Regions from separate parts of the Homo sapiens genome. Here region 2 is linked to region 1. Evidence: read pairs that join two places in POLR2A ChIA-PET (ENCODE). Cell type or tissue: OCI-LY7. All regions are shown on one strand. Links, peaks and the distances in the headings refer to the core of each region. The heading gives the core; the rest is flanking DNA. Region 1 overlaps CYFIP1 (cytoplasmic FMR1 interacting protein 1). Region 2 holds the start of NIPA2 (NIPA magnesium transporter 2).

What was found. Peaks named below come from ENCODE experiments on the same cell type or tissue, not always from the same donor. Only the 100,000 strongest peaks of a DNase experiment are listed, where the experiment ranks them.
Region 2: POLR2A ChIA-PET joins it to region 1 with 12 read pairs; 4 of 35 experiments call an interaction of 5 or more read pairs at or near these places.

What each region holds. Positions count from the first base shown.
Region 1 is chr15:22,925,729-22,941,587 of GRCh38, forward strand. CYFIP1 (cytoplasmic FMR1 interacting protein 1) reads right to left here. Exons shown (of 31, transcript NM_014608.6): 7 at 13,683-13,779; 8 at 13,464-13,592; 9 at 11,376-11,480; 10 at 8,074-8,165; 11 at 6,495-6,612; 12 at 2,178-2,300; 13 at 254-379. Among named protein-coding and RNA genes, the nearest start is that of CYFIP1, 47 kb to the right of the region's middle. In OCI-LY7, for the core only: no CTCF peak of the experiment used is centred there; DNase peaks (open chromatin) are centred at 5,653, 8,123 and 11,253; H3K4me3 peaks cover 1,598 bases; H3K27ac peaks cover 4,346 bases.
Region 2 is chr15:22,838,504-22,854,362 of GRCh38, forward strand. It overlaps NIPA2 (NIPA magnesium transporter 2), which reads left to right and starts at 163. Exons shown (of 8, transcript NM_030922.7): 1 at 163-418; 2 at 1,152-1,287; 3 at 6,643-6,764; 4 at 13,136-13,367; 5 at 14,709-14,765. The coding sequence starts at 13,229. RefSeq lists enhancers at 60-289, 6,159-6,268, 6,823-6,932. In OCI-LY7, for the core only: no CTCF peak of the experiment used is centred there; no DNase peak of the experiment used is centred there.

The DNA of each region.
Region 1 (15,859 bases), core at 4,332-12,331:
CCGACACTGCTCTCCATCCAGACGCAGGTCCAGGAGTCCAGATTCGCACCCAGGGAGCTTCAGTGCAGACCCAGGACCGACAACCACTGTTTCTCTAATGCGTTCTACTCTGACTACTCTGCCAGATGGAAAGGGGTGCCCACACAGAAGCAATGAGTAAACAGGCAGTTTTGTTCATGTTTTTGCTTTTGACAGAGAAGATGGTGTGAAGCTAGAGCGACATGAGGAAGAGCGAGCGGCCGAGCATCCTCACCTCCACTAGGGCAAACTTCTCCTCGCTGGTGTAGTTGTAGCGCGTGGCACGCTCGTACTCTTCAGCGCTGTCGGGGCAGTCCTTGTTGGAGTACTTGTCGGTGGGGTGCACAAGCTTCCAGGAATACTGTGGTGGCCGAAAGAGCAGAGGTGTTCCATATTGCATGCAAAACGCCTGGCTTCTGGTCTGACTCACACGATGGTGGCCAAAGCCAGGCCAGCCTTCAAACCTTTGCTGCATTCTGAAAGTCACACATGAGGGCGCACACACCGTCCATCTCCACAGATGGGCAAAAGACCCTGGCCCTGTAACCTCTCGTTTAAAAAATCTACCCGGCAAAATGGCCTGGATAGTGAGTGCTGAGTATCTAAGACTCTGGCATTTCATCATCATTTTAAAAAGGATTCTGGGCCAGGCACAGTGGCTCATGCCTATGACCCCAGCACTTGGGAGGTTGAGGCAGGAGGATCACTTGAGCCCAAGAGTTCAAGATCAGCCTGAGCAATATAGTGAGGCCTCATCTCTACAAAAAATAAAATAATAAGTAAGTAAATAAAGATTTTGCCTTTCAAATGACCATGTACTCTTCCAATTTGATAATTTTTATGTGATCAAAATAAATCACAAAAGGGAAAATCTTTCATTGCTTACAGGTATCCAAATCTTTATATGGCACCAGAAATAATTTACTAATGTTCAACAAAAGACATTGATGGCTGGAGCTCCAAAGAGAAAATGTTATCTTAAAAATGCAGGGCGTGAAGCGACATTAATGGGTACAAATGTACAGTCTGATATTAGAAATAAGACAGTGTTAGATAGATCAGTTAGGGTGACTATTAATTAAAATAATTTATGGTACATTTCAGAATAGATAGGGAAGAACTCGAATTTTTCTGGCATAAGGACAAATATTTATGGCGATGGACATCCCAAGCACACCAATTAGATCTTTGCAAACTGTATGACTGTATTAAATTATCACATGTATCCTGAAACTATGTACCCCTATTATGCATCAATACAAGTAAATATTTAAAGCAAAATAAAATTTAAATGAAAAAATGAGACTTGGCCAGGTACAGTGGCTCACGCCTGTAATCCCAGCACTTTGGAAGGCCCAGGCAGGCAGATGGCTTGAGGCCAGGAGTTTGAGACCAGCCTGGCCCACACGGCGAGACTGTCTGTACAAAAAAAACCAAAAAACAAAAAACTAGGCCAGGTGCGGTGGCTCAAGCCTGTAATCCTAGCACTTTGGGAGACTGAGGCGGGTAGTTCACCTGAGGTCAGGAGTTCAAGACCAGTGTGGCCAACATGGTGAAATACCATCTCTACTAAAAACACAAAAAAATTAGCCAGAAGTGGTGGTGGGCGCCTGTAATCCCAGCTAACTCAGGAGGCTGAGGCAGGAGAATCGCTTGAACCCAGGAGGCAGAGGTTGCAGTGAGCCGAGATCACGCCATTGCACTCCAGCCTGGGCAACAAGAGCGAAACTCCGTCTCAAAAAAAAAAAAAAAAAAAAAAAATTAGCCGGGAGCCGTGGTGCACACCTGTGGTCCCAGCAACTTGGGAGGCTGAGGCAGAAGGATCGCTTGGGGTGGGGAGTCAAGGCTGTAGGGACTTATGTTTGCACCACCGCACTCCAGCCTAAGCGACAGGGTGAGACTATCTCAAAAAAAGAACGACTTAAAGAAAATCACAATGGTACAAATTTAATTCTATCAAGATTTTTTTTAAAAAGGAGGCCCTTCATTTATTACACACATAAATGAGATGTACTTAAAATCACCTTGGAAACATATCTACTGATAGATATTCTCGTCTTTCTAGGGCCAAAGATAAAAAGCCCAAAGACCAAAAGTTAATGTGAATAAAGTGCCCGAGGCAGCTTTGGAGCGGGGCTGGGGTCGGGGACGGGGCCTACCACTTCCATCACGTGCGCGCTCCACTGCGACAACAGCTGCAGGCCCTGCAGCGCCAGGTCGAAGAGCTTGCGGTACTCCGCGTCCGTCTTCTGGGCCTCCTGGCGGCCCGAGCCCGTGACCACCTGCACAAGGCGGGCACGGCCCCGTGAGAAACCAGCGCCCCCACCCAGCTCCCCCCATCCCGGGATCCACCATGAGAATCCACCCCAAAGTCACACGTGTGAAAATAAGAAATGCAGGAGGCCAAGGCGGGCGGATCACAAGGTCGGGAGATCCAGACCATCCTAAAACGGTGAAACCCCGTCTCTACTGAAAAATACAAAAAAATTAGCTGGGCATGGTGGCGGGCACCTGTAGTCCCAGCTACTTCAGAGGCTGAGGCAGGAGAATGGCGTGAGCCCGGGAGGCGGAGCTTGCAGTGAGCCGACACTGCGCCACTGCACTCCAGCCTGGGCGACAGAGCGAGACTCCGTCTCAAAAAATAATAAATAAATAAATAAATAAATAAATAAATAAATAAATAAATAAAAAGAAAATAAGAAATGCTGTGGGTGCTGGACCCTCCTCCCGGGAAAATGGCGGCCAAGGGCGTGCTGCAGAGCACAGAGCAAGGGACAGGCCGCTGCCACAGCCACCGCCTGGGGGACCGCGGGCTGGGCGCGGGGCTGTTACACGCGTGGGCTTGGCGCACTTCCACTAGGCCGGGGAAGGGCAACACACAAGTCACGTGGGTTTGCTTCTATCAAATAACCACCCCCTAAATTTAAACATGTGACCTATGGGGAGGAAGGGGCACCGTGGAGAAGGCAGGCTTCTTTGAATATACCTTTTTATAGATGTGATATTAGAACCACACAAATATTTTATATATTTAGGACACAGAATTAAATGAGATCGGAAATGCAATGCCTAGAAGTCAAAAGCAAAATGAAACAATGGCGGGAACCTGCATGGAGCTCACAGCATGACCACTGAGAGGACCCTGAGCAGCTCTAAACACCACGGTGTGACTTAAAATCCTCTGAGTGAGGGGCCCGGTGCGATGGCTCATGCTGTAATCCCAGCACTTTGGGAGGCCGGGGCAGGTGGATTGCCTGAGGTCAGGAGTTCGAGATCAGCCTGGCCAACATAGTGAAACCCCATCTCTACCAAAAATATAAAAAAGTAGCTGGGCGTGGTGCTGCATGCCTGTAATCTCAGCTACTCGGGAAGCTGAGGCAGGAGAATTGCTAGAACCCAGGAGGCGAAGATTGCAGTGAGCCAAGATCCCGCCATCACACGCCATCCAGCCTGGGCAACAAGAGCGAAACTCCATCTCAAAAAAAAAAAAAAAAGTACCCTGAGTAAGAAGCTCAAGGGCAAAATCACCTGCAAAACAAATCATAAAACAATTTCTAGTCACTGTAATTAGTAGTGCTGGCATTGCTCTTTTAAGACTAGATTATGACCGGGTGCAATGGCTCATGCCTGTAATCCCAAAACTCTGGGAGGCTGAGGTGGGCGAATCACAAGGTCAAGAGATGGAGATCATCCTGGCCAACATGGTGAAACCCCGTCTCTACTAAAAATACAAAAATTAGCTAAGCATGGTGGCGTGCGCCTGTAGTCCCAGCTACTTGGGAGGCTGAGGCAGGAGAATTGCTTGAATCCGGGAGGTGGAAGTTGCAATGAGCCAAGATCACACCATTGCACTCCAGCCTGGGCAACAGAGAGAGACTCTGTCTCAAAAAAAAAAAAAAAAAAAAAAGGCCAGGCACGGTGGCTCACGCCTGTAATCCCAGCACTTTGGGAGGCCGAGACGGGCGGATCACGAGGTCAGGAGATCAAGACCATCCTGGCTAACACAGTGAAACCCCATCTCTACTAAAAATACAAAAAAATTAGCCGGGCGTGGTGGCGGGCGCCTGTAGTCCCAGCTACTCAGAAGGCTGAGGCAGGAGAATGGCGTGAACCTGGGAGGCGGAGCTTGCAGTGAGCCGAGATCGCGCCACTGCACTCCAGCCTGGGCAACAGAGCAAGACTCCACCTCAAAAACAAACAAAAAAAAGACTAGATTATGACATAATGACATAAATCAAATTATGCTGGCGTCATTCACCAGGATGTTCAGCTTTCAGAAAAAAGAAAATCAACAAACCTAAAGTCGAATCACTTTAAAATTGTACTCAGAGGCCGGGTGCGGTGGCTCATGCCTGTAATCCCAGCACTTTGGGAGGCCGAGACGGGTGGATCACCAGGTCAGGAGATTGAGACCATCCTGGCTAGAACAGTGTCTCTACTAAAAAAACACACAAAAAACACACACAAAAAAAAACACAAAAAAACACACACACAAAAATTAGCCGGGCGTAGTGGTGGGTGCCTGTAGTCCCAGCTACTCGGGAGGCTGAGGAAGGAGAATGGTGTGAACCTTGGCTTGCAGTGAGCCGAGATTGCACCACTGCACTCCAGCCTGGGCGACACAGCAAGACTCCGTCTCACCCAAAAAAAAAAAAAAAAAAAAAAACTGTACTCCGAAAAAAACTGATTTGTTACCTTAGACAATGCCAGAGAAACAATTACAGTCAGATGCCACCTAAGGATGCTCCAGTCAACAAGACCACACACATGATGGTGCTCCCATAAAATCTTAACGTAGTGGAAAAATTCCTACTGCCTAGTGATGTCCTGATGATCCTGACCCCGTGTAGGCCTAGGCTAATGTGTGTGTTTGGGTCTTCATTTTTAACGAAAAAGCTCAAAAGGAAAAAAACAAAAACTTTTTGGTAGAAAAATAATTTACAGAATAAGGAGATAAAGAAAAAATATTTTTGCACAGGTATAGAGTGTGTTTGTGTTTTAAGCAAAGTGTTGTTACAAAAGCCAAAAAGCTCTTTTTAAAAGTAAAAAGTTTATAAAGTAAAAAAGTTACAGTAAGCTAAGGCTAATTCGTTATTAAAGAAAGAAAAAGCCTTTTAAAAAATTTAGCACAGCCTAAGCACACAGTGTTCATAAAGGCCACAGCAGTGCACAGTACTGTCCTAGGCCTCCCACTCGCTCGCCACTCACTCACTGACTCACCCAGGACAGCCTCCTTGTCTGACATGCCCAAACGCTTGCCAGGGGTCTGTGTTAGAAGCAGCAGGTGCCCCAACATACCTGGACTACTGGGTTGTCAGTCAGTTTGGTTACATGATGATGACTGGTAACCATGGGGGGTGGGGGACAGGGTGCTCATCGTCCTGCAGTGGGTGGGGCCAACATCCACAGAGTTGTCCCCGCTAAGGTTAATGGTCCTCCTGAGACCCTTGAGGGACTAACCAGTTCAGCAAAGCAGCCTGCGTATATGCCCTAAAACCCGCAGTCCCTGCCAGCAATTTGCAGCACAGACATGCCAGCAGTGCTGGCTCGGAGTCAACCTGGGTGAGTGAGGAGAATGGGAGTGGCCAAAATGACAACATGGCAAACCCAGCTGCAAAGCTGGAAGGAACTAAAGAGAAAGCACCTGTTCTCTGCACCCAACTCCAGGCCCACCTCCTGGACACATGGACCCAATGCCCCTGGGACGTCTTCTGACAGCCACCCAGAGGCTCCTGCTCACCTCTGGCCTCAGGACTTCTTCCCTTCTAGGCTTACAGGGGCCCCAGGTCAGAATCACCCTTTCCTTTCCCAGTGTCCTCCCTTCTCTCCAACCATCTTTCGAGTTGCTTGGAATCACAGTACTAGACTAGGAAATGCCACTTAATCAATTAATTATCTCATCTCTGTCCTTTCTCTTGGGATCCCTATAATGTTTTTCTGAAAAAAAAAAAAAAAAAAAAAAAAGCTTTTTGTACAGCTGAACAGAGAGAACACTAGTTTCACTGCCTTGTCAATTATAATGGGTGCTTTTGAAGTACAGTCATGCACCACATTTGGTCAATGACAGCATATACAACGGTGGTCCCATAAGATTATAATACCATCTTTTCACTGTACCTTTTCTATGTTTAGATATGTTTAGATACACAAATACATACCATTGTGTTACAACTATCCAGAGTCTTCAGCACAGCAACGTGCTCCATAGGTGTGTGGCCTAGGAGCCATCCGCTGTACCCTGCAGCCTAGCTGTGCCACAGGCTGTACCATCCAGGCTAGCATGAGGACACGATGACGTTCCCACAATGATGAAACTGCCTAATGACACATTTGTCAGAACCTGTCCCTGTCATTATGTGACATATGATCGTATCTGGTAGTAAACTGTTTTTCAAAGCAATTAAACCTAAGATTTGGGTGCAAACACACACAGGCGACCCTCGGGTGCCTGTGCAGCTCCAGGTCGCGGGGCGCACCTCGCTGTTGCTGTAGCGCGCCAGCTCCGAAATGAAGCGCATGTGGTCCTCGCGGATCTGGATCATCTGCTCGCAGATGTTGTACTGAGGGCTGCTGCCGGAGGATGTGCACGTCCATCTGTGCAGAGAGAAAGCACCCGCGTTACCTGCGGAGGCGCCGGCAGGCCACAGCACTGGGGCAGCTCAGGACGCCTGTTTGGCACCAGAGCCACACAAATGGCTTTTATGTTTTTAAAGGGTTGTTTAAAAAAACAACACAGAAGCATATCCGAAGGAGACCACCTGTGGCCTGTAAAGCCTAAAATACTTGTTATGTGTCCTTTACTGAAAAGGTTTCTTGACCCCTGAGACTGAGATGCAACTTCGTTTGTCAAAATCATGGCTGAATGGTGACTGCAGGTTGGCTACGGGCACAGTGCTTGGCAAAAGTCAATGAAAGCCTCCCCTGAGGCTCAGATGGCTCTGTAGAGTCTGCAGTGGGGAGGAGTGCCTGCCAGCATCTGGAACTGTGCTGAGGATCTTTATAGTTCTTCACAGAGTAAGATGGTACACAGTTTAGGATTTAGGGCCACATTGTCTGCAGATGTCACATCTGACACACTGTCAGTCTCTTCTTTTTTTCTTTGAGGTAGGGTCTTGCTCTCTTGCCCAGGCTGGACTGCAGTGGTGCAATCTTGGTTCACTGCAACCTCCACCTCCTAGACTACTCAAGTGATCCTCCCACCTCAGCCTCCTGAGTAGCTGGGACTACAGGCGTGTGCCACCATGCCCGGCTAATTTTTGTATTTTTTCATACAGTCAAGGTCTCACTGTGTTGCCCAGGCTGGTCTCAAACTCCTGAGTTCAAGAGATCCATCCACCTCGGCCTCCCAAAGTGCTGGGATTACAGGCATGAGCCACCGCGCCCCACCCTCTTCTTTTTTTTTAAGACAACCTTTTTAAACATAAAGACTATCACCCAGCACTGTCCAATAGGAATCCCTAGGATGATGAAAGTGTTCTGTATCTGTGCTGTCCAACACAGTAGCCACTAACTATTGAACATTTCAAACGTGGCTGTCGTAAGGAAATTAAAATTTCAATTGTATTTTTCTTTCTTTTTTTTTTTTTGAGACGGAGTCTTGCTCTGTCGCCCAGGTTGGAGTGCAGTGGCGCGATCTCTGCTCACTGCAAGCTCCGCCTCCCAGGTTCATGCCATTCTCCTACCTCAGCCTCCCAAGTAGCTGGGACTACAGGCGCCCACCACCACGCCCGGCTAATTTTTTCTATTTTTAGTAGAGACGGGGTTTCACCGTGTTAGCTAGGATGGTCTCGATCTCCTGACCTCGTGATCCGCCCGCCTCGGCCTCCCAAAGTGCTGGGATTACAGGCGTGAGCCACCGCGCCCGGCCTCAATTGTATTTTTCAATAAACTTAAATGTAAATAGCCGCATGTGGCAAAGGCTGCAATACTGGACATTTAATTCCAGGCTGAGAATGTTAACAGTGTTATCTCTAGACAAATAAGCAGGATGTTTGAAAACCGCACAATGAGGACACTGCCGAAAGCTCAAACCAGGCAGCTTTCCTCTCCTCCTACCGAGATTTATTTTCCTCGTAGTGGGCGCTGGTCTTGATATATCTTGCCAGTTCTATTTGCATGTCCCCAAATAGCGGAACCACCTGGAGTTGCTGTATTCAAAGAACAAAAAAATAGAGTCATTATGTATATTTAGTCACCAAATACATAAGCACAAGGAAACTGACTAATGCTAATAATTACTTCGGCTTGAATGCTACCTCTGCAAATGATTCATTACAAAAAAAAAACTATAAGTAACTTCTACATTCGCTTTGAGAGGAACAAAATACAATTTAAAAACCAACATCTATAAAAACTATTCAAATGTTAAAATTAACCTACCATGTTGCTAGATCCACAGTCATAAAAAAAAAAAAATCACTGCATTTCTTTCTTTTTTTTTTTTTTTTTTTTTTTTTTTGAGACAGAGTCTCGCTCTGTCGCCCAGGCTGGAGTGCAGTGGCGTGATCTCGGCTCACTGCAAGCTCCACCTCCCAGGTTCACATCATTCTCCTGCCTCAGGCTCCCGAGTAGCTGGGACTACAGGCGCCCGCCACCACACCCAGCTAATTTTTTGTATTTTTAGTAGAGATGGGATTCACTGTGTTAGCCAGGATGGTCTCAATCTCCTGACCTCGTGATCTACCCACCTCAGCCTCCCAAAGTGCTGGGATTACAGGCGTGAACCACCGCACCCAGCCCTTTTTTTTTTTTTTTTTTTTTTTTTTTTGAGACAGTCTCACTCTGTTACTAGGCTGCGCTGCAGTGCAGTGGCGTGATCTTGGGTCACTGCAACCTCTACCTCCAGGGTTCAAGAGATTCTCCTGCCTCAGCCTCCCGAGGAGCTGGGACTACAGGCAACTGCCACCATGCCCAGCTAATTTTTTTGTATTTTTAGTAGAGACGGGTTTTCACCGTGTTAGCCAGGATGGTCTCGATCTCCTGACCTCGTGATCCACCCGCCTCGGCCTCCCAAAGTGCTGGGATTACAGGCATAAGCCACCGTGCCCAGCCAACTGCATTTCTATATACTAGCAACAATCAGAATACAAAAACTTAAAGAGAAATACTTTGCAACAGCATCCAAAAAAAAATGCATCAGTAAATCTAACAAAAAATGTGCAAGACCTCTAAACAAAAGTACTACCCCGAAAATTCTAGAAAAAGTTCTCAGTAAATGGAGAAATGATCATGTTTGTGCCTAGGAAGGCTTCAAATTTTTTAAATGTCCATTCTCTCAAAATAGATCTATAATCAATCCCAGTCAATATTCCAGAAGAAAAAAAATGGTTTTGGGGGGATAGTGTGTATAAATCAGGAAATCAATTCTAACGTGCATCTCCAAAGGTGAAGGGATGATATCTGAGACTATCCTGAAGGACAAAACTGGAAGACACACCCTTCCAGATTAGGAGTCTTGTTAGAAAGCTCCAACAATTAAGGCAGTGTGGCCCTGGAGCAGGGATGGAGGCTTGTGGACAGGACAGAGAACCTGGACAGAGCCACAGACAGATTCATGACCTTAGCAGCACTGCAGAACAATGGGCTTTGCAATAAATGGGCAGGCCCAACTGGGAAGCCATACTGGGAAAGATCCAAGGACACGAAACCCCTACCTCCTACCACGCGCAGAAGTCAGTTCCAGGGGGATTAGATCTAGGTGAAAAAGGAGACAGAATGCTTCTAGAAGCTAACACAGCAGAAACGTCTCATGAGCTGGATGGCTGCAAAGATTTATTTAGGTGGACATTAATGAAAAGATTCATATATGAGACTACATGAAAATGACAAACTTCTGTTCAGCAAATGACACCATCGAGAACGCGAAAAGGCTACTGGAGGCAGGAGGAGGAAGGGAATATACTGGTCAAAGCGTATAAAGTTTCAATTCCGCAGCATAGTTAAGTTCTGAAGACCTCATCTATGGCACAGTAGCTATGGTTAATAACAATGCATTGAATGCTTAAAATATGCTAAAAGAGTAGATCTTAAGTGTTCTCATCACAAAATAAAAAAAATGGTGTGTTAGGTAATGGACATGTTAAATTAGCTTGAATTCATCATTTCACAATGTGTATGTGTATCAAAACATCACATCATATACCATAAACATACAATTTTTACTTGTCAATTACACCTTGATAAAGCTGGGAAAAAGTGAAAGGGTAGGCCTCTTAGGGGAGAATACATGTATATTAAAATGTAAGGCCAGGTGCAGTGGCTCAGGCCTGTAATCTTGGCACTTTGAGAGGCCAGGGCTGGAGGACTGCTTGAGGCCAGGAGTTCGAGACCAGCCTGGGCAACATAGGGAGATCTCGTTGCTACTAAAAGTTTAAAAACTAGCCAAGCATGATGGTAAGCACCTGTAGTCCCAGCTACTTGAGAGGCTGGGGTGGGAGAAATCACCAAGGCCTGCTACACTCCAGCCTGGATGACAGAGCGAGGGCCTGTCTCAAAAACAAAACAAAACAAACAAACAAAAAAACTCACTTGTGTCCAACAAAGGACATGTATCCAGAATATATAAAGAACTGTAAATCAATAGGGAAAAAAGAGCAAAACACTTGAAGTGGCACATCACGAAGGGAACACGCTAATAACATGGAAAGCCATTAGGGAAACATGAACGAAACACTAGCCAATACAATGAAACACTAGCCAATACAATCTCAATGCTGTACGCATCCTCAGGATATCCCCCCACCCCAAAAAGGCAGTGCTAAGTACTGATGTGGCACCAGCGGCGCATTCTCTCACTGCTGATGGGAACGGAGATCAGGACAGCTGTGCTGGAGCGTCATCAGGCTGCAGGTAACTACTGACACTGAAAACAGATCAGGCCTGTGACCCCCGGTCCCTCTCCTGGGTATGCACCCAACAGAGGACAGTCGACCAGAGCTGCACTGTTTGGACGCGCCAAAACTTGGGAACATCCGAGAGCCCGCCAACATTGGAACGGATAAGTTACGGTGTAGTCATCAGATAGAAAACTACACCACAACCGAAAGCTACAAGCTGTAGCTACGGGCTTCCTCCAGGATGCACCTCACAAACAAGAGGCTGGTGACAGCAGCTGGACGCAGAAGAGTACAAATAGCACAATTCCATCTGTATAAAGCTCCACCCAGGCAAAACCAGCACAGGGCAAAAGGAAAGAGAAAGCGCGGTCACCTCTGCAGACGGGAGAACGTGCATGCCCCAGACTCCACCCAGCCCCAGCGTTTCCTGATATAGATCACAGTCACACAGGGGCTCACTTCCCCAAAATTCAAAGTGCACACAAATCAATAAAAACATTGATCTAAAAACATGTAACTCACCTTGAAGTACTTGTCGATTTTGGATAAGTTTATTCTTTTCTTGGCATCCAACTTATAGATGTTACTGACACTCCCATCCATCAGGTACAGACCAAATCCCATGACCTGAAAAGCCACAAAATGAATGATGCGACAAAGCTCAGAACTGAGAATTTCACTACCCATAAGGACTTACACTGTTACAGCTGATGACTTTGAAGGCACAATTTGAAATAGATCACAAAGATCTATCTTTAGGCTGCTTGTCTGGTGCTTGAAATGCATCATTTTATCCTCAGTGAAACTGGGATACAAAGCGGGGCTGGGCTTCCAGGTCAGTCGCTAAAAGCGGAAAAAACAAATCCTCTCCCCTAGCCTAACCCAAGCGGTAGGGATATTCTAGAGCTACTAAGCTGGTGCAAAAGTAATTGCGTTTTTTTTGCCATTAAAAGTAATGTCCAATATGCAGCCACATGTAACCAGTTAAGTTTCGGTGTATGCAAACTAAAAATTCTTTTTTTGTTTTTTTTTTTTGAGATGGAGTCTGGCTCTGTCACCCGGGCTGGAGTGCAGTGGTGCCATCTCAGCTCACTGCAACCTCTGCCTCCCAGGTTCAAGCGATTCTCCTGCCTCAGCCTCCCAAGTAGCTGGGATTACAGGCGCCCATGACCACCACGCCTGGCTAATTTTTTTTGTATTTTTAGTAGAGATGGGGTTTCACCATGTTGGTCAGGCTGGTGTAAAACTCCTGACCTCAAGTGATCCACCCACCTCAACTCCCAAAGTGCTGGGATTACAGGCATGAGCCACCGTGCCCAGTCACAAACTAAAAATTCTTAACGTGGACTAGCCACCTGCATGCTCCAGTGCTCCGCAGGGGCTCATGGCCAGGGCTCCCACACCAGCCGGTGCAGACACAACGTTTCTGCTGTCACAAAGCACTCCGTGGACAGTGCTCCCCTGCTCAGGAGGAGTCTGGGGGCTGGGCTGGTGGGACACCCAGCAAAGGGTCCCCCAAGGCCACCCTGCAGAGGTGGAGAAGAGAGCAAAGGGAACAGCCGAACTGCCGCCCATCTTTCCCATGAGAAACACAGATGGAAAGCTTCCTAATTTGAACAGAATAATAAAGAATATGGTGAACCAACAAAAGGCTACTTTAATTATGTGACACAAGGTATCAAAGTCCTAGGAATCACATGCTTGACAAGTAGAATCTTGGATAACTTCTGTCACAAAGCTGGCGGGGCATGGTGGCTTATGCCTGTAATCCTAGCACTTTGCGGGGGACAAGGCAAGAAGATTGCTTGAGCCCAGGAGTTCAAGGTCAGCCAGGGCAACAAAGTGAGATCTCATATCTACAAAAATTCAAAAACTTAGCTGGGCATTGGTGCAAGTGCCTGTGGTCCCAGTTACTCAGGAGCCTGAGGCAGAAAGATCACTTGAGCCAAGGAGGTCAAGGCTATAGTGAGCTGTGTCCGCACCATTGCACTGGAGCCTGGGTGAAAGAGCAAAGCCCTGTCTCAAAAATAAAAAAAAAATAAAAAGGGCAGTGGCTCAAGCTTGTATTCACAGAGCTTTGGGAGGCTGAGGCAGGAGGGTCCCTTGAGCCCAGGAGTTTGAGAACAGCCTGTACAACATGGCAAGATTCTCTCTCTACAAAAAATTTAAAAATTAGCGAGGCATGGTGGCGTGCACCTGTAGTCCCAGCTACTTAGGAGGCTGAGGTGGGAGGATCACTTGAGCCCAGGAGGTTGAGGCTATATTGGGCTGTGATTGTGCCACTGCACTCCAGCCTGGGCAAGAGCAACACCCTGCCTTGAGAATAAAACGAAAAGCAGCTTAAAAAAAAAAAAAAAAAAAAAAAAAGCTGAGAATCCTTGACCCGGACCTCCTGGCCAGCACCTTCTCCCAGGGTCAGTGTGTGACACACTCATGGGGTGTGTTGAGAGCCTGTTGTGCAGGCTGTGTGCAAGGGCAGGACGCTGTTCACACATGACAGCATGCAAATAAGACACAGCTGTCAAAAGGATTCTAGATAAAGCACAGCCTATTGACAAGAGTAAGGCTGTCCCTCGGCAGTGCCACGGGCTAGCGTCCCCACACACGTACTTTGAGAAGCATGTGTTTCTCACTGGGCGTCAAATACATCCTGTTCTCGTAGTAATCCACACACAGATTCACAATATCTGCCAGGAGCTCTTCGTAGCCAGAAATCACTTCGAGCTGCTGCTGCAGAGACTGAAACACAGAGCAAGAGACTCATGCATGGGCCCGGCGCCCGGCCGGCTGCTTGGCCCATCAACCTGAGTGTGCAAACACCAGCCTTACCTGTGTGATCTTGTTATGATTGGCCAGGAACATGGACAGATTCTGCGATTCCTGGATGGACTGTGGATCTGCCATTTTACGTAAAAACTGAGCGGCCCTTTGAAAACAAAAAGAATTCATCCCAAAATGCACCAACGTGCCACATTTAAAAAAAAAAAAAAAAAAAAAAAAGCCTGGTTCGAGTGGGATCCCTTTCCCCTACAGTCATCTGCAGAAATGTGGGTCAATCTCAGAAGCCACCTATGATTTCAGCCTTTTCAGGCGTCTCTGGCCCTGCACTCCAGGTCAGTCTTCTGCCAACTTAGACGTGTCTTGCACAGGCTGGGACAGCTCTCCACCCGGCTGGTCACAGCTGACGGCTCCCTGCAGGGTCCCTGCACACTGGTCTCTGCCCTATACTGGTGGACGCCCACCTCATCTAGGGGGCACAGGGCTCCTGGACCCCGAGTCTGAGAAGGGCCACTGCCATCTCCGTGACTCCCACAAGCCCTGCCATGAAGCCGGCCAGCACTGCTGAGGTTCTCTGCTGGGAACCCTCTGGACCACACCTCCCCAGGCCACCTCAGGGACCACTGGTGTCCAAGGTCCTGAGACAGAGCCCTGGCCTGCCACCAATTTGTAGCTACACCCGTACGTGAGGCCCAACAATACAATACTGCAAGGCCATGCTAAGCCTGCGAGGTCTGGCAGGGCAGGGTGAAGGTGGGGGTGTGAGGATTCTGATCATCTAGGACTGTCCCGCAAGAAAGTTCAGTGGAAACGGCCCACATAAGGATAGGTCTGTGCAACCCAGAACCTTGGGGGTTTAGTTTTAAGAGTTACCAAGGCAAAGGCTGATAACCTACACCAACATTCACTTCCTCCCCTTCCTCCTTAGGAACGAGCCCTGCATTTCTGTGGAACACACATTCCAGGGAGCCCCACACATTCCGTGTGCCTCGCCCACCCTGCAGCTAGCTGTGGCCAAGTGACCAAGGACTAGGCCATGAGATATAATGCAAGATACTGACAAGCACTCAAAGTTTACTCATGAGGAAGCATGGAGCCCATCTTTCCCCACTTTCTGCCTGCTGACTGGAATGGAGAAATGACAGCTGGAGCTTAAGCAACCATTTAGGACCAGGAGGCAACACCTGAAGCGGAGCCGCAGGACCACAGGAGCCCTGGGTCCCGTAGAGCCTCGATCAGCTGCAGACCACCCAATTCAGGACTTTTCAGGAGACAGAGAAATAAACTGCAATCTTTTTAAAGCCACTGTTATTTATCTGGGCTTTAAATAATTGCATACAGTTAAACGTAATATTAACTGATACAGTAACATTCCTTGCCTTTTTAAACATGTTTCCAGGGCGGGGCATGGTGGCTCATGCCAGTAATCCCAGCATTTTGGGAGAAGGAGGCAGGCAAATCACTTGAGTCAGGCGTTCAACACCAGCCTGGCCAACATGGTGAAACCCCATCTCTACTAAAAATATAAAAATTAGCCCGGTGTGGTGGCTCACACCTGTAATCCCAACTACTCGGGAGGCTGAGACAGGAGAATTGCTTGAATCCAGGAGACGCAGAGGTTGCAGTGAGCCAAGATCGTGCCACCGCACTCCAGCCTGGGCCAGTGAGACTCTGTCTCAAAAAGAAAAAACCATGTTTCCTTTTTTTTTAAATAGACACAGGGTCTCACTCTGTCACCCAGGCTGGAATACAGTGGTACAATCACAGCTCACTGCAGCCTCTACCTCCTGGGCTCAAGTGATTCTCCAACCTCAGCGTCCCAAGTAGCTGGGACCACAGGTGCATGCCACCACACCCAGCTAGTTTTTTTTGCTCTTGTTTTTTTAGAGATGGGGTCTTGCTATGTTACCCAGACTGGTCTCAAATTCCTGGGCTCAAGTGATCCTTCTGCCTCAGCCTCTCAAGGTGCTGGGATTACAGGTGTGAGCCATCGCACCTGGCCATGTTTGCTTTATTGATTTGAGTAGCTGCTGAGGTGGCGGGTGGGGAGACTAAGGAAAGGGTCAAGGATACTGTTTTCTATTTTCCTCAAGCCTCACCATAACCATATGAGTTATCTTGGCATTGACACTTAAAAGAGGTTATACTAGTAGCCACGAGCAGGTGCCAAAAGAGCTAGATGCGTGTGTGTGTGGTGGGGGTCTTGGGAGGGGTGGGGGTGATGGTCT
Region 2 (15,859 bases), core at 7,860-15,859, 84 kb before region 1:
GTCCCCACACTCTACGCGCCCCGCCCTCCGCGCTCAGCCGACTGGGGCCTTGTAAAGGAACCGGAACCCGGCGGGAGAGAGCCCCGGGGGCGGGGTGTACGTGGTGCGGCACTGCGCGTGCGCGCGAGGCCTCTTGCGTCATTTAGCCGCGCCTAGGTTTTCCGGCGCCGGCCCTAGGTCCCGGCAGCGGTGGTGACGGCGGTGCCGGAGGTTGTCCTTGGCAGGTTTTCCTCGGCGCTTCTCCATGGAGGAGGCGGTGCGAACGGCTTCAGCCCCGAATGCTCGCATCTCCCACTGGACGGCGACGAAGGCGGTGGCCGTGCGAGCGCAGGACTGGGCGGCCTGTGTGGGGGTGTGAGCCGCGGTGCCCAAGGCTGCGCCGGCGAGGGGAAGCCGCGCGGCCGGCCGGCCGACTAGGGTGAGGTCGCCACTCCTTCCTTTCAGGCAAGCGCGAAGGGGCTGACTTGGTGGCGAGCCAGCCCGCCTTGTGTCGGAGAAGGGTTCTTCGGGCAACTTTCCTTTCCGGGTGTTCTGAAGCGGTTTTCCTGTAATCCTCAGTGAGGAAACCCACCGTGAATCGGATTGCCGTTCAGTCCCACGGAAGCCTGGCTCGTTGGCCATGTCGGGGACGCATGTTCATTAAGTTCATTAAAATAATTTCATTTGTCTTGGTGAGTTTTAGAAGGTGGCTTCAGCTGCTGCGGGGATCATAACTGACAGTTAAACAAGCCTTAGAAGTCTGCTGTGACGTTTTGAGCCTGACTGTTTTAATTTCCTTTTATAAAATCACGGAATCCTATTTCCCTCTCTATACAATTGCTCAAAACTGTGTGTTTAGTTTGGTGTTTGTGCCTCCTTAATTTCTTTTCTAGGTTGTTAGTTCATTTAATACAGGACTGCATGTTAAGTTCTGTTTCTAGAAATCCTGTGTATAGCCATGTGCCCGGTTAATACTTTTTTTAGTAAGAGGAAATATCAGAGTCGAGAGTTTCCATTCCAGTAAGCTGCCTGTCGAAGCAGTAGTTGTGCTCGATTGAGTAGGTTTTATGTTGATTGGTTGGCAAAATGAGTATGAAGGCTAGTAACCAAATTATAAAACGTACTTAGTAACTTTAAGTCTTTTGCCTACTTCTGTGTTTTCTTCTTTCTAGGCTGGAGCTACTCGGCCAGGGTTTAAGACTTTAAATGAGAATAAAGGGTGGTATTTACGAGGAAATGAGAGTGAATAAGTCATCTCTAACCTCTCCCAGCCTTTTTTTCATAAGAGAGACCATATTAAACTTACATGTAAGTTAAAATTGTAATTTATAACTAATATTGTTGCATAGTTAGGGTTGGAGATTTAGGTTCTGTAATATTTATAAGTACAGTACTGCTTTGAAAAATTATTAGCCAAGTGAGAGGTTGGAAAAAATTAAATCTAACATGTATTTAATTTTTCTGAGCCAAGGTCTTGCTCTGTCCCCAGGCTAGACGGTGCAATCTGGGCTCACTGCAACTTCCGCCTCCCGGGCTCAAGTGCTCCTCCCACCTCAGCCTCCCCAGCAGCTGGGACCACAGACGTGCGGCACCATGCCTGGCTAATTTTTGTATTTTTTTTAGAACCGGGGTTTCACCATGTTACACCGGCTGGTCTCCTAATTCTGGACTTAAGCGATCCAACCACCTTGGCCTCCAAAGTGCGGGGATTACAGGTGTGAGCCACCGAGCCGGGCCTAAGCTAACTTAGATAGCAGTGGAAACCAGGTAGTAAAGATTTCGTAGAAAACTAAGAGCTCTATATATAGTTTTTTTTTTTGTTTTTTTTTTTTTGAGATGGAATCTTGCTCTGTCACTCGGGCTGGAGTGCAGTGGCACGATCTCTGCTCACTGCAACCTCCGCCTCCTGGGTTCAAGCGGTTCTCCTGCCTCAGCCTCCGGAGTAGCTGGGGTTACAGGCGCCGGCGACCACGCCCAGCTAATTTTTGTATTTTTAGTAGAGACGGGGGTTTCACCTTGTTGGCCAGGCTGGTCTCTTAACTCCTGACCTCAGGTGATCCGCCCGCCTCGACCCCCCAAAGTGCTGGGATTACAGGCGTGAGCCACCGCGCCCGACCTAAGAGCTCTAAAGTGTTAATGTAATGTGGGCAGCCGGGTGTAGAAGTAAAGTCCCTTTCTGTGTGGTCCTCTGCATGTGACTCTTTTTTACCCCTGGGAGGTTTCCTTAGCTGTAAAGTGATACCTTCATCTTATTGCGTAGAAGAGAAATGAGTAGAAATGATGCATGGAATAGTGCCTGGGGAGGTGTTCAGTAAGTGGTAGCTATTGTTAGGGAGAGATAATAAAAAGAATTTCACATATTTTCAGAATGTTTTTAATAGGTAAATATGGTTTACTCATATTTAAAACACATGACTTTGAATATTACATTTTTTTATAGATGGTGTAAGCTTCATTTAAACTGATTTATTTGATTGCTATACATTGTGATATTGAACAGAAAGATAAGACTTCTGCAGAGAATAAAAGGTGGGGTGGGGGTGGGAGAGGAAATGGGAGATTTAGGTCACAGGATACAAAGTAGCAGATATTCAGGATGTACAACTTGAGAACTACAGCTAATGAAATTGTATTAGAGATTTTCCTTCAATGAGTAGATTTTAGCTGCTTTTGTCATAAAAAAGTAACTACATGAGATGATAGATATGTTGATTTGCTCTACTGTGGTAACTGTGTTAGTATCTGTATGTTTCCCATAACATAAATCTCAAATATACACAATTTGCAAAGATTTATCTGTGTTGTAGAATTAAATACACCCCTCAGACTAGATTAGAGCATCCTTAAACATTTCTGCATATCTATTTGTTTTATGTAAATGAAGTTGAAACAGAACTACTTAAATAGTTCTGTAATGGCTCCAGATGAAAATAAATTATGATCTGGCCAAATAAATGGGTTGCAGATCTGTTCCTTGCCTTTTGGGTTTGTGTATGGCCCATAGGGCCCCACGTGATCTGACACTCACCTTTTTTTTTCTTCTGAGATGCAGTTTTGCTCTTGTTGCCCAGGCTAGAGTGCAGCTGTGCGATCTCGGCTCACTGCAACCTCCGCCCTCCAGTTTCTAGCGATTCTCCTGCCTCAGCCTCCCGAGTAGCTGGGATTACAGGCGCCCGCCACCATGCCTGGCTGATTTTTGTATTTTTAGTAGAGTCGGGGTTTCACCATGTTGGTCAGGCTGGTCTCGAACTCCTGACCTCATGATCCACCCGCCTCGACCTCCCAAAGTGCTGGGATTATAGGCGTGAGCCACCGCGCCCGGCCGGACACTCGCTTTTTCACGCTAATGTATCTCACCTGCCCTCACTCAAGGTCAGCCACAGTGGCCTTTGTTTAGGAAACTGCACACCCGCTCATACCTCAGAGCCCCTGCACTTGCTTCTCTCTCCTTTGTTCTTTTCAAAAAGCTCTTTGAAGCTTCTACTCAAGTGTTACTGCTCAGCAAGGCCTCCTAACTATGGTCATTAGAATCCCCCAACTCAACTCCCCAGTGCCCTTCACATGTTTTATTTTTTACCATAACATTTGCCACTTTTCCAGAATAATGTCTTTATTTCGTTTATTATTTCGCCCTACCTCTAGCAGGAGATAACCCCATGTGGGCTGTTGTACCCCTGCTCCTAGAATATTGTACATGCTCAGTAAACGTTGGTTGGTTGAGTAAATGATATAAGCAAGCCACATGTTCACTGGGAGCCACAGTGAAGGCAATACTAGTTAAGTACCAAAGTAACCGTAACAGAGGGGTAGTTAGTGTCAACCAAATATGGAGGAGGAAAGGTAGGAGCAGGTTAGAATAGCAGCAGAGTGCTGACCGGGGTAGAACACAGGATGTGTGAAATATGGTATGGGGAAATAAGATCTAGGCTGGGCGCGGTGGCTTACGCCTGTAATCCCAGCACTTTGGGAGGCTGAGGTGGGTGGATCACAAGGTCAGGAGATCGAGACCATCCTGGCTAACATGGTGAAACCCCATCTCTACTAAAAAAAAAACCCAAAATATTGGCCGGGCACGGTAACTCACGCCTGTAATCCCAGCACTTTGGGAGGCCGAGGCAGAAGGATCACCCGAGGTCAGGAGTTCAAGACCAGCCTGACCAACATGGCGAAACCCCATCTCTACTAAAAATACAAAAATTAGCTGGGCGTGGTTGCAGGCACCTGTAATCCCAGATACTCAGGAGGCTGAGGCAGGAGAATCACTTGAACCTGGGAGGCAGAGGTTGCAGTGAGCCAAGATTGCGCCAGCGCACTCCAGCCTGGGGGATAGAGCGAGACTCTGCATCCAAAAAAATTAAAAAATGCAAAAAATTTGCCTAGTGTAGTGGTGGGCGCCTGTAGTCCCAGCTACTCGGGAGGCAGAGGCAGGAGAATGGCATGAACCCAGGAGGCGGAGCTTGCAGTGAGCAGAGATTGCGTCACTGCACTCCAGCCTGGGCAACAGAGTGAGACTCTGTCTCAAAAAAAAAAAAAAGAGAGATCTAAAAGGTAGGTTTGGAACAAATGATGCAGGGTCTTTGTTACTAGTTTACACAATTTGGTCTTCTTGCTACAAACAGGGGTCGTGATTCCAAATTCTTCAGCAGAAGGCTGAGATTGGCAGAGATGAGGAGGCCTGGATTATAGTTCTGCTTCTGCTACCTCAGCTGTGTGACGTGTTACTTAACATCTCTGGACTTGGGCCAGGTGCGGTGGCTCACGCCTGTAATCCCAGCACTTTAGGAGGCCAAGGCTGTTGGATCACGAGGTCAGGAGATCGAGACCATCCTGGCTAACATGGTGAAACCCCCGTCTCTACTAAAAATACAAAAAAATTAGCCATGCATGGTGGTGGGTGCCTGTAGTCCCAGCTACTCAGGAGGCTGAGACAGGAGAATGGCGTGAACCCGGGAGGCAGAGCTTGCAGTGAGCCGAGATAGCGCCACTGCACTCCAGCCTGGGGGACAGAGCGAGACTCCATCTAAAAAAAAAAAAAAAATCTCTGGACCTGGTTCCTCATTGTGGGCCCTTACCACATATCTTTTTAATTAAGGCTTTGTTGAAATGTCAAAAGTGCTGTGAAAAGTTTAAGGCTGTCTATGCACTTCATTTGGTGTAATTTTTTCAATTTTTTCCTTTTTTTTTTTGAGACGGAGTCTCGCCCTGTGGCCCAGGCTGGAGTGCAGTGGTGCAATCTTGGCTCACTGCAACCTCCACCTCCCAGGTTCAATAGATTCTCCTTCCTTAGCCTCACCAGTAGCTGGGATTACAGGCACCCGCCCTCATGGCAAATACAAAAAAATAATTTTTATGTTTTTGTAGAGATGGGGTTTCACCAGGTTGGCCAGGTATGTTTTGTAGAGATGGGGTTTCACCATGTTGGCCAGGCTGGTCTCGAACTCCTGGCCTCAGGTGATCTCCCACCTCGGCCTCCCAAGGTGCTGGGGTTACAGATGTGAGCCGCCGTGCTCGGCCCAGTTGGTGTAATTTTTAAAGTTTGCTAACTTTGGTGATTGTGTTGCCTACTGATAATCATTTTGCAAAGCAGGTCCTAGTTTAGGTTTTCCTTATTAGAATACTAGTCCATTTTTGCCTGTTTCTTAAATCATGTGTTTTCCACATTTTTTAAGAAAGTGGACTAATTTCATAATTTTCTTTTATTTGAGATGTATTTATTCCATTTTTGACATGCTTTATGTTTAATGAAAGTTCACATTACAAATATTAGTAAAATCAATTGTGAAAATTGAACTTGTTGGCCGGGAGTGGTGGTTCACTCCTGTAATCCCAGCACTTTGGGAGGCCAAGGTGGGCGGATCACAAAGTCAGGAGTTCGAGACCAGCCTGGCCAACATAGTGAAACCCCGTCTCTACTACAAAAAATTAGCCGGGTGTGGCAGTACACGTCTGTAATCCCAGCTATGCGGGAGGCTGAGGCAGGAGACTTGCTTGAACCCGGGAGACGGAGGTTGCAGTGAGCCGAGATGGCGCCATCGCACTCCAGCCCGGGCGACAGTGCAAGACTGTGACTCAAAAAAAAAAAGAGTTTGTTAAAATGTAGAGAGAACAAGCAGAACAAAAAAATTAGCTAGGTGTCGTGGTATACGCCTGTGGTCCTGTTGATTTGAGCAGCTGAGGTCAGAGATCACTGCAACCCAGGCATTTGAGACAGCAGTGAGCGATGATCGCGCCACTGCACTCCAGCCTGGGAAACAGAGTGAGACACTGTCAAAAACCACAACAACAACAACAACAACAAAAAAGCCCTTCCCCTCCCACACACAGAATAAGCAGAAAATCATAAGACTCTTTAAAAGTGTTTAAAACGTCAGTAGGTTATTTTTGGAATTTTTAATTCTCTTAGTCGTGGAGTCCTTGAGGATAGGCCCTTTGATCATCTTTACAACTTCAGTGCCTGGCAGATAATAGCTGCTCAGTGTTTGTTGAGCAATGGTCACAGTTCGGATTACTCCCGAGTCCCCCTAAGTAAACTGGGCAGGTGAACCACATGGAGCTTGGGAACCTAGTTGAAGTGAAATTTAGAAAATTTTACTGTTTATCTGTCTTTAATACTGGCCCTGCCTCATGGCTAATTCTTAAGAAGAAAAAATATCTCTGTTGCAGGCTCTCCCGGCTGTGATAGACCTTCAGTTACAGAGAGAGGGAGCAGAGTGGGACCAGGTCTGAGAATAGTGAAGCAACTCATTCCTTTCAGGACATTCCCTCTGATGTCCTATTTTCAAACTGTAAGTCAGAATGAGATCACTTATTTTCTTGGTGGCAGAAGGCTGCTTTATAATTTGAAGGCTTGCAAATTGTATGCTGCTTGTCATCCCCCAGCCCTCCACACATACACCCTGGTACAGTTCCATGCATGAAGAAACAACCAGATCACCTTATTTGGTGATATGCCTCATTCTAGAAAGATTTGTAAATCAAATTTGCTACCGTAAATGAGTGCCTTTTGTGGGGAAACCACCACAGAAAACCTAAGTAATTGTTTTTAAGGAACTTAAAGAGTTTACCTTGAAGATAGAACAGTAGTTGAGAATTAAATAGTAAAGAAGAGAAAATGCCTGTGGGCTGGAGTTAATTGCAGAAGTCTTTGTAGCACAGCTTAAGGTGTACCCTGGCCTTGAGTGGAGAGCAGGCTTTGGGTTGCAGGAGGAGGAGGAGGGGAGGGCCTGTCTGAGGGTGTCAGGTTTCTGTGTTAGGAAATGAAGTGGGCAGGAGAGGGGTGCCTGGCCAGGGGGACTCTCGAAAGCCATATGCACATGATGGACCCAGCTGGTCAGAAAAGGCCTTCTCTCTGCTTTTTGTGTTTGAAATTTCCCATAACACATAAATTAAAATAAAAGGGAAAGGGGAAAATAGATTTTAAATAGCATCATGAAACTTTATGTAAAATAAATATGGAGAAAATCTCATATGATAGCCTTAGTAAGGTTAGGAATAATGTTCATTGGCCTTAGGATTAAATGAGTAAAATTCCATTATATGTATTGTTTTAATCACCTCTTCACCTTGTCAGTGAGAGAGGGATTTCCATCCCACAGTACTGACACTGGACAGACGAGATGGACGGAAGTTTCTTAGTCTTTCGCTTAGGATAGAACGGAGAACCAGGGGCTGCGGGAGGCAAGGCTTTGTGGTAACGAGAGTGGCTGTGGTTCCTGCAGAAAGACTAATAATTGCTTTCAGAATTCCTTGGGCTGGCAGGGCAGTGGGGCCTACTCCTCAGGCATAAGCAGCAACTGTACCTGTGCCTGGTCACTGTGATGAGAATTGTTTGGCATCTTGGGGAGGGAAGCTTGCCCTGAGGCCATTAAAAGCTCCTGGTTTTTACCAGATGTCAAGGCAACATGTAATACTGGCTCTTAATGTTAGACCTTACACCACATGTATGTAACTTGCATTTAGTGAAAGTTAACATTAAGTGTTAGTAAATATTAGTAAATTAAGTAGTTACAAATCAGTTATTTGAAAGGTTCATGATACAAGTAAAATCTGGGCAGGATGCAGTGGGTGACACTTGTAATCTACCACTTTGGGAGGCCGAGGCAGGCAGATCGCTTGAGCTCAGGAGTTTGGGACCAGCCTGGACAACATGGTGAAACTCTGTATCGACAAAAAATACCAAAATTAGCCAGGTGGTGTAGTGTTGCACACTTATGGTCCCAGCTACTTGAGAGGCTGAGGTGGGAGGATCACTTGAGCCTGGGAAGTCGAGGTTGCAGTGAACCATGATTGTGCCACTGCACTCCAGCCTGGGTGACAGAATGAGACCCTGTCTCCAAAATAATAATAATAATAATAATAATTATTATTATTATTATTTAAATTTGGATTTGTGAGTCTGTTGTTTTTTGTTTTTGTTGTTGTTTTTTTTTTGTTTGTTTGAGACCGAGTTTCGCTCTTGTTGCCCAGGCTGGAGTGCAATGGTGTAATCTTGGCTCACCACAACCTCTGCCTCCCGGGTTCAAGCGATTCTCCTGCCTCAGCCTCCCGAGTAGCTAAGATTACAGGTATGTGCCACCATGCCCTGCTAATTTTTTTGTATTTTTAGTAGAGACAGGGTTTCTCCATGTTGGTCAGGCTGGTCTCGAACTCCCGACCTCAGGTGATCTGCCCGCTTCTTCCTCCCAAAGTGCTGGGATTACAGGCCTGAGCCACCGCGCCCGGCCTTGTGAGTCTATTGTTATACTGGGATTAGAACTGTAGATAAACCTGACTTTTTTCTGGATATCATCTTTATTGGTAAGAAGGTTCAATTTTATTGCTTACAGAATATTCAGACTATAAATTTGATTTGTTCCATTACCATAGAACTTAAAGTATATAGTGAGCAATACAGCTGTCAAGTAGTCACTTCCACAGCAGTAGAACTTGCATGATAATTAAGAACATTGCTTCATGAAGACAAAGATTAAAGGAGGATGATGATTCTTTTTTTTTTTTTCCGAGACGGAGTCTTGCTCTGTCACCTAGGGTGGAATGCAGTGGGGTGATCTCGGCTTACTGAAACCTCCGCCTTCTGGCTTCAAGCAGTTCTCCTGCCTCAGCCTCCCAAGTAGCTATGATTACAGGAACCCGCCACTGCGCCAGCTAATTTTTGTATTTTTAGTAGAGATGGGGTTTCACCATGTTGGCAAGGATGGTCTCGAAATCCTGACCTCGTGATCTGCCCACCTCGGCCTCCCAAAGTGTTGGGATTACAGGCATGAGCCACCGTGCCCGGCCGATGATTTTTATGTCAGATGATCTTTTTTATTTTATCTTATTTTTATTTTTTTGAGACAGAGTTTCTATCTTGTTGCCCAGGCTGGAATGCAATGGCACTATCTCAACTCACCACAACCTCTGCCTCCCTGGTTGAGGCAATTCTCCTGCCTCAGCCTCCCAGGTAGCTGGGATTACAGGCATGTGCCACCACGCCCAGCTAATTTTTGTATTTTTAGTAGAGACGGGGTTTCTCCATGTTGGTCAGGCTGGTCTCGAACTCCCGACCTCAGGTGATCCGCCCACCTCGGCCTCCCAAAGTGCTGGGATTACAGGCGTGAGCCACCACGCCTGGTCGATGATTTTTATGTTGGATGATCTTAAGGAATGCTTTCATTGAAGTGAGGTGACCCTGACTCATGAGAAGGATATACCTGCCAGGAGGGCTGAAGCGTTTGGGTAGCTCGGTTTCTCACTCCCATTTTCGTAGTCCGTATAACCATTTTCCTTGCATTTTCACTTCCATCTAGTACTGCCACTTGCTAGCATATTGGATAAATGATTATGGTTCTCAAGTTTAAAAGCTATAAAACATCGGTTACATTTTAGGATGCCAATCTAAATGATGCAGTAGTTTTCTGTGTATTAATGGCTGCTTTGTTTGTTTGTTTGAGACCAGGCATAACTATGTTGCCCAGGCTAAACTTGAACTCCTGGTTTCAAGCAATCCTTCTGCCTCAGCCTCCTGGTGTGTACCACTGTATCTGGCTGTTTTTAAGGGCTAATTATGAATTATTCCATTTGGCTGGGGTGGTGGCTCATGGCTGTAATCCTAGCACTTTTTGAAGGCTGAGATGGGCGGATCACTCGAGGTCAGGAGTTCCAGACCAGCCTGGCCAACATAGTGAAACTCCATCTCTACTAAAAATACAAAAACTAGCTGGGCATGGCAGCATGTGCCTGTAGTCCCAGCTACTCAGAGGCTGAGGCAGGAGAATCACTTGAACCTGGGCAGTAGAGGTTGCAGTGAGCCGAGATCATGCTACTGCACTCTAGCCTGGGTGACAGAGCAAGACTCTTGTCTCAAAAAAAAAAAAAAAAAAAAAAAAAAGAATTACTCCATTCATCCATATTCACCCAGAAAACACACATTAAGACCTATTTTGAGACTACCAGATAGCTATGTGCATAGGCTAAAAGGGCGAATATCATGCAGGAGCCCAGGAGCTTACAGTCTGATGCAGGAGACTGGCTGATAAACACAGATCAACAAGCCATGCAGGATGCAGTGGGAACAGTGTAAGCACACCTGCTTTTTGTTGCAATCTTACAGCGTGTAGAAATGATGATTGTCCCTGACATCTTGTTTCAAGTTCTCCTACCTTGTCTTTAAATGTGTTTACATCTCTGTAATTTATTTTTACTGTCAATGAGACTCACCTATCTAGAATTATTCCATAGATATGCTGAAGTTAACTTGAGGCTTGAGATGACCAGTATTTGGCACATAAAGTGGGTAATACCTTAGATTGTTCAGCTTCTTTCTTTTTATGTATATATCTGTTAATGTGGTGACTCATCCAAGATCACACCTCCAGCTGGAAGCAAGACGGGGTCTCCAAACTCCCCACCTAAGACTTTTCTCATGGAATCTTGCCTTATGAATGGCACAGAGGGACTAGGGGTACTTTTCCAAATCTGTTAAGGGAGAGGTCAGTTCTGGAAGGCTTTCGGGTAGACAGTCTCATCCATGAGATTATGACTGATACTTAGAAGAACTCAGCACCTTTTTGACTTGAGTGTTTTCTTTCAATGTTTCAGTATTTTTTTTTTTTTTGAGATAGAGTCTCGCTCTGTCGCCCAGGCTGGAGTGCAGTGGCGCGATCTCGGCTCACTGCAAGCTCCCCGTCCCAGGTTCATGCCATTCTCCCGCCTCAGCCTCCCAAGTAGCTGGAACTACAGGCGCCTGCCACCACTTCCGGCTAATTTTGTTTTTGTATTTTTAGTAGAGATGGGGTTTCACCGTGTTAGCCAGGATGACTCGATCTCCTGACCTTGTGATCCACCAGCCTCAGCCTCCCAAAGTGCTGGGATTACATGTGTGAGCCACCGCGCCCGACCCAGTGTTTCAGTATTATTTTGTCTTAGGTTGTGGGGTGACCTGGCTTTTGGGACTTGCTGGTGGTTTCTACCTTGGCATCCTTGTACCTTTTGAGCACTAAAGGTTGTATTTTAAAAACGTTAATATGGAAATGTTCAGAAATACACAAAAGCAGATATAGTAATACAATGAGTCCCTGTGTACCCATCACCCAGCTTTTACCCATCACTGAATCCCCATTTTCTACAGAAAATTTTTGGTTTTTCAAAAATCAGGGTGGAAACTTCATACTTGCAGTAAGCCTGTTTGTGTGTGTGAGTTAGCTATCTCAGTGGCATAGAGGAATGAGCACTTAGATCATGCTCACAGTTCTGTGAGTCACTGGGACGATTTTGTTCTGTACCCTTCACTCTGTTGTGATCAGGACATGCACTTCCTGTGGCTATGGCAGGGTGCGAAGGGGCAAGCAGAAGTAAGAGAGGCCTCTAGGTGTAGACTCAGAACTGGCACTCTGTTCCTTACACCTCCCTCCCATTGGCCAAAGCAAGCTTGATGGCCAAGCGGCAAATCAGGGGTGAGGGAGAATAGTCTTCTCATTGAATCATACAGGAACGATAATGCACCTTAATGGGCAAATCAAAAACATTGGACTTTTTCATTTCTTGGGAGTAATATCAACTCAGTGTGATAATGTCGTGTTTACCATTATTGCAGTCTCCCTGCAGTAATGTTATCACTCCTTATTTAACTATCTCTTGTCTGTCTTCCTTGTGAAGCTAGAGAGCTTAGCATAATAAACGCTTAGCACATAATATCCAGTAAATACTGTTTGAATGGATGGATAAAGTAATTGAGGGGCTAGGTGGACAGGGAGTTTAAGTTGCTTTGGTTAAAAGCCAGTGTCTCATAACTTGAAGAACGGAAAAACATGGCTAGTTAGGGTCCTGACTGAATTGCAGATTAGTTTTGGAACTCCGAAGTTAAATTGTGGGACTAAAAATCCCAAGATGTGCTAGAAAGCTGATCTGGCAGTTAGAACCAATCATAAACCTTGTTGCTAAAAACTATTTTTTCTCTGCTATCCACACTGTGCTTTAGTTCATCTGTCAACTGAGTTTATGAGTTGGCCATTTGGAAAAACAATTGCAGTCTTGGTAAGCCTCTGCTTCCTGTCTGGCCTCGAGGATTGAGCCCTCCAGATACCATGGTCCTCATGTTCTCCAAAGGCCACCGGTACCATACTGCACGCCCCAGCAGACACCTCTCTGCAAGAATTGTTACCCTCTGATAAATAATGTGAAATCTGCCTTCTCTCAGCACATCCCTGAATAGGCTAAATAAATAAATTAGCATATGCTTATGTGCACCTATTGCTAAGAAGAAAATGTATGGGTGAGAAAATTTTGAGTTTCTTTGTATAGATTATTCAAAAGGACACATTTGAGAACCTGATAAATGTATTTCCAAACTAGATTTGTATATTATGCCTAATTTTTTCTGCAGAATTTTTTTTTCTTATCAGAAAGTTTTATTAAGGCTAGAAACATTTTTTTTTAAAATATGGGATCAGAGTTTATGAAATCAGTTTAAACTTGGTTTTATAGCATGATCCTATCTTTTGCCATAATTTGAAGAAATATACAGGTTGGTGCTAAATTTAAATAATAAATATTATCAATATTAGTAATGAAGGAGCTATTTTTTCTTTAGGGGAAGAGAAATGGAGTAAAATTTTGAATTGCATGTGAGCTGTCATGAGCATTCTGTGAAAACCACATTTCATTTTTTATTGTTTAGGTTTGAAGACTGCTTCATTCTGCCTCTAGTACCAGCGGTTTCTCTGTTCTGTGATCAATGTGATTCACAGGAACTCCTTAAGTAACAAACGAAATGAGCCAGGGGCGTGGAAAATATGACTTCTATATTGGTCTGGGATTGGCTATGAGCTCCAGCATTTTCATTGGAGGAAGTTTCATTTTGAAAAAAAAGGGCCTCCTTCGACTTGCCAGGAAAGGCTCTATGAGAGCAGGTAGGTTATGCCTTATGTGACTTTGAAGTGACCTCAGTGTCTACCTACATGCACAGGTTCTTTGTACAAGACCACATCTTCATTCCTCGTGAGTGTATTTGAAACTTTGAATTGTTCAAGAGTTCTAAATGTTTACAAAGTTGATGTTTGGTTATTTATATTGAGAAAAGAAGTGAGAAGATGTCATAATTAGTTAACTACTCAGTCCTGCAGTTATCATCAAAATGGAAACAGGGACCAATGCCCAAGTAATATCCAACCTTTTCTTTAAATTTTGATATGTCTGCAGGGAAGGAAATAAGAGTCCATGGTTAGGCTGGGCGTGGTGGCTCATGCCTGTAATCCCAGCACTTTGGGAGGCTGAGGCGGGTGGATCACCTGAGGTCAGGAGTTCGAGACCAGCCTGGCAAACATGGTGAAACCCCATCTCTACTGAAAATACAAAAATTAGCCGGGCATGGTGGCCTGGCCTATAGTCCCAGCTACTCAGGAGGATGAGGCAGCAGAATCGCTTGAACCCGGGAGGCAGAAACCTCTGCAGTGAGCCAAAATGGCACCACTGCACTCCAGCCTGGGTGACAGAGTGAGACTCCGTCTAAAAAAAAAAAAAAGCCATGGTTAAAATCAGAATTTATTAAAGGCTGGGATCTTTTGTCCATGATAGTAGACGTTCTGACTTTGAACTTCGACATTTTGGCAGGAAGGAAAGACTGGGCTTCCCCAGCTTGAAGAGTATCCAGTTTAGTGAACTTCGGCTGGTGTAGGTTGTTTCTCTAGAAATCACTGACAAGTCACAAGACCCTGCGGGGTAATCAGGATGATTGGCCCTGCCCTGACTCCTCTATCAGGGACACTCGTGGTAGCTCCCGGTGTTAAGTGGCGTTATGGTCACATTCCATCATTCTATCCTGGCTTCATTTTTAGACCTGATTGGACCTTATGAGGAGAGCTGCCTTGGCAGGAAACAGTACCACCCTTCTGTCTTCCCTGTGCCATCTCTGTGGCTAAACCTAATTCAGCAGTCAGAAAAACATGAAATGATAGCCTCTATGGGGTTCAGTGGACAGAGGAGAAACTGTCAGCATCTACTGCTTGTTCCCCTAGTCCCTGATGCTTGGTCCTAAGAGGTGCTCTCACTGTTCATGACGGGTATGCTTGTAAAGGATTCATTCACCTTGGCAAGATAATCATTAAGAAATTGTCAGAGAAATCCCGAGTCATGCAGAAACCTTTATTTAAAGGAGTAACTGAGATATTTAAAAATCTGTCATTACTAATAGTTATAATTTATACAAGAGTCTTACAGTCTTCCAAAGATGTGAAATATTTCTTCATTCACAGGTCAAGGTGGCCATGCATATCTTAAGGAATGGTTGTGGTGGGCTGGACTGCTGTCAAGTATGTATAAAGAACATTGCAAGAAAAATATGATAGCTATATATTAAAATATTTGCATATGGTATTATAGCCTCATTACTAGCAAGTTTTAAAGGTTTAAATAATCTTTTTTTTTTTTTTTTTGAGACAGAGTCTCACTCTGTCACCCAGGCTGGAGTGCAGTGGCGTGATCTTGGCTCAGTGCAACCTCCACCTCCTGGATTCAAGCGATTCTCCTGCCTCAGCCTCCCAAGTAGTTGGGATTACAGGCGTGCCACCACCACGCCCAGCTAATTTTTTGTATTTTTAGTAGAGACGGGGTTTCACTGTGTTGGTCAGGCTGGTCTCAAACTCCTGACCTCAGGTGATTCACCTGCCTTGCCCTCGCAAAGTGCTGGGATTACAGGCGTGAGCCACCGCACCCGGCCTACTTTTTTCATTTTTGTGAGTACTTAGTAGGTACTTATAGGGTACATGAGATACTTTAATAAAGGCATGCAATTCATAATAATTGCATTATGGTATCCATGGGTTATCCATCCCCTCAACAATTTATCCTTTGCAGGACAAACAATCCAGTTAGTCCTTTTTTTTGTTTTTGAGATGGAATCTTGCTCTGTCGCCAGGCTGTAATGCAGTGGCCCATCTCGGCTCACTGCAGCCTTCGCCTCCCGGGTTCAAGCGATTATCCTGCCTCATCCTCCTGAGTAGCTGAGACTACTGGTGCGCACCACTATGCCCAGCTAATTTTTGTATTTTTAGTAGAGACAGGGATTCACACGTTGGCCAGGCTGGTCTCGATCTCTTGACCTCGTGATCCGCCCACCTTGGCCTCCCAAAGTGCTGGGATTACAGGCGTGAGCCACCATGCCCAGCCGTTACTTATTTATTTATTTTTTGAGACACAGTCTTGCTCTGTTGCCAGGCTGGAGTGTAGTGGCACCATCTTGGCTCACTGCAACCTCTGCCTCCTGGGTTCAAGCGATTCTCCTGCCTCATCCTCCTGAGTAGCTGGACTACAGGTGTGCGCCACCAAGCCCAGCTAATTTTTGTATTTTTAGTAGGGAAGGGGTTTCACCATGTTGCCCAGGATGGTCTCGATCTCCTGACCTTGT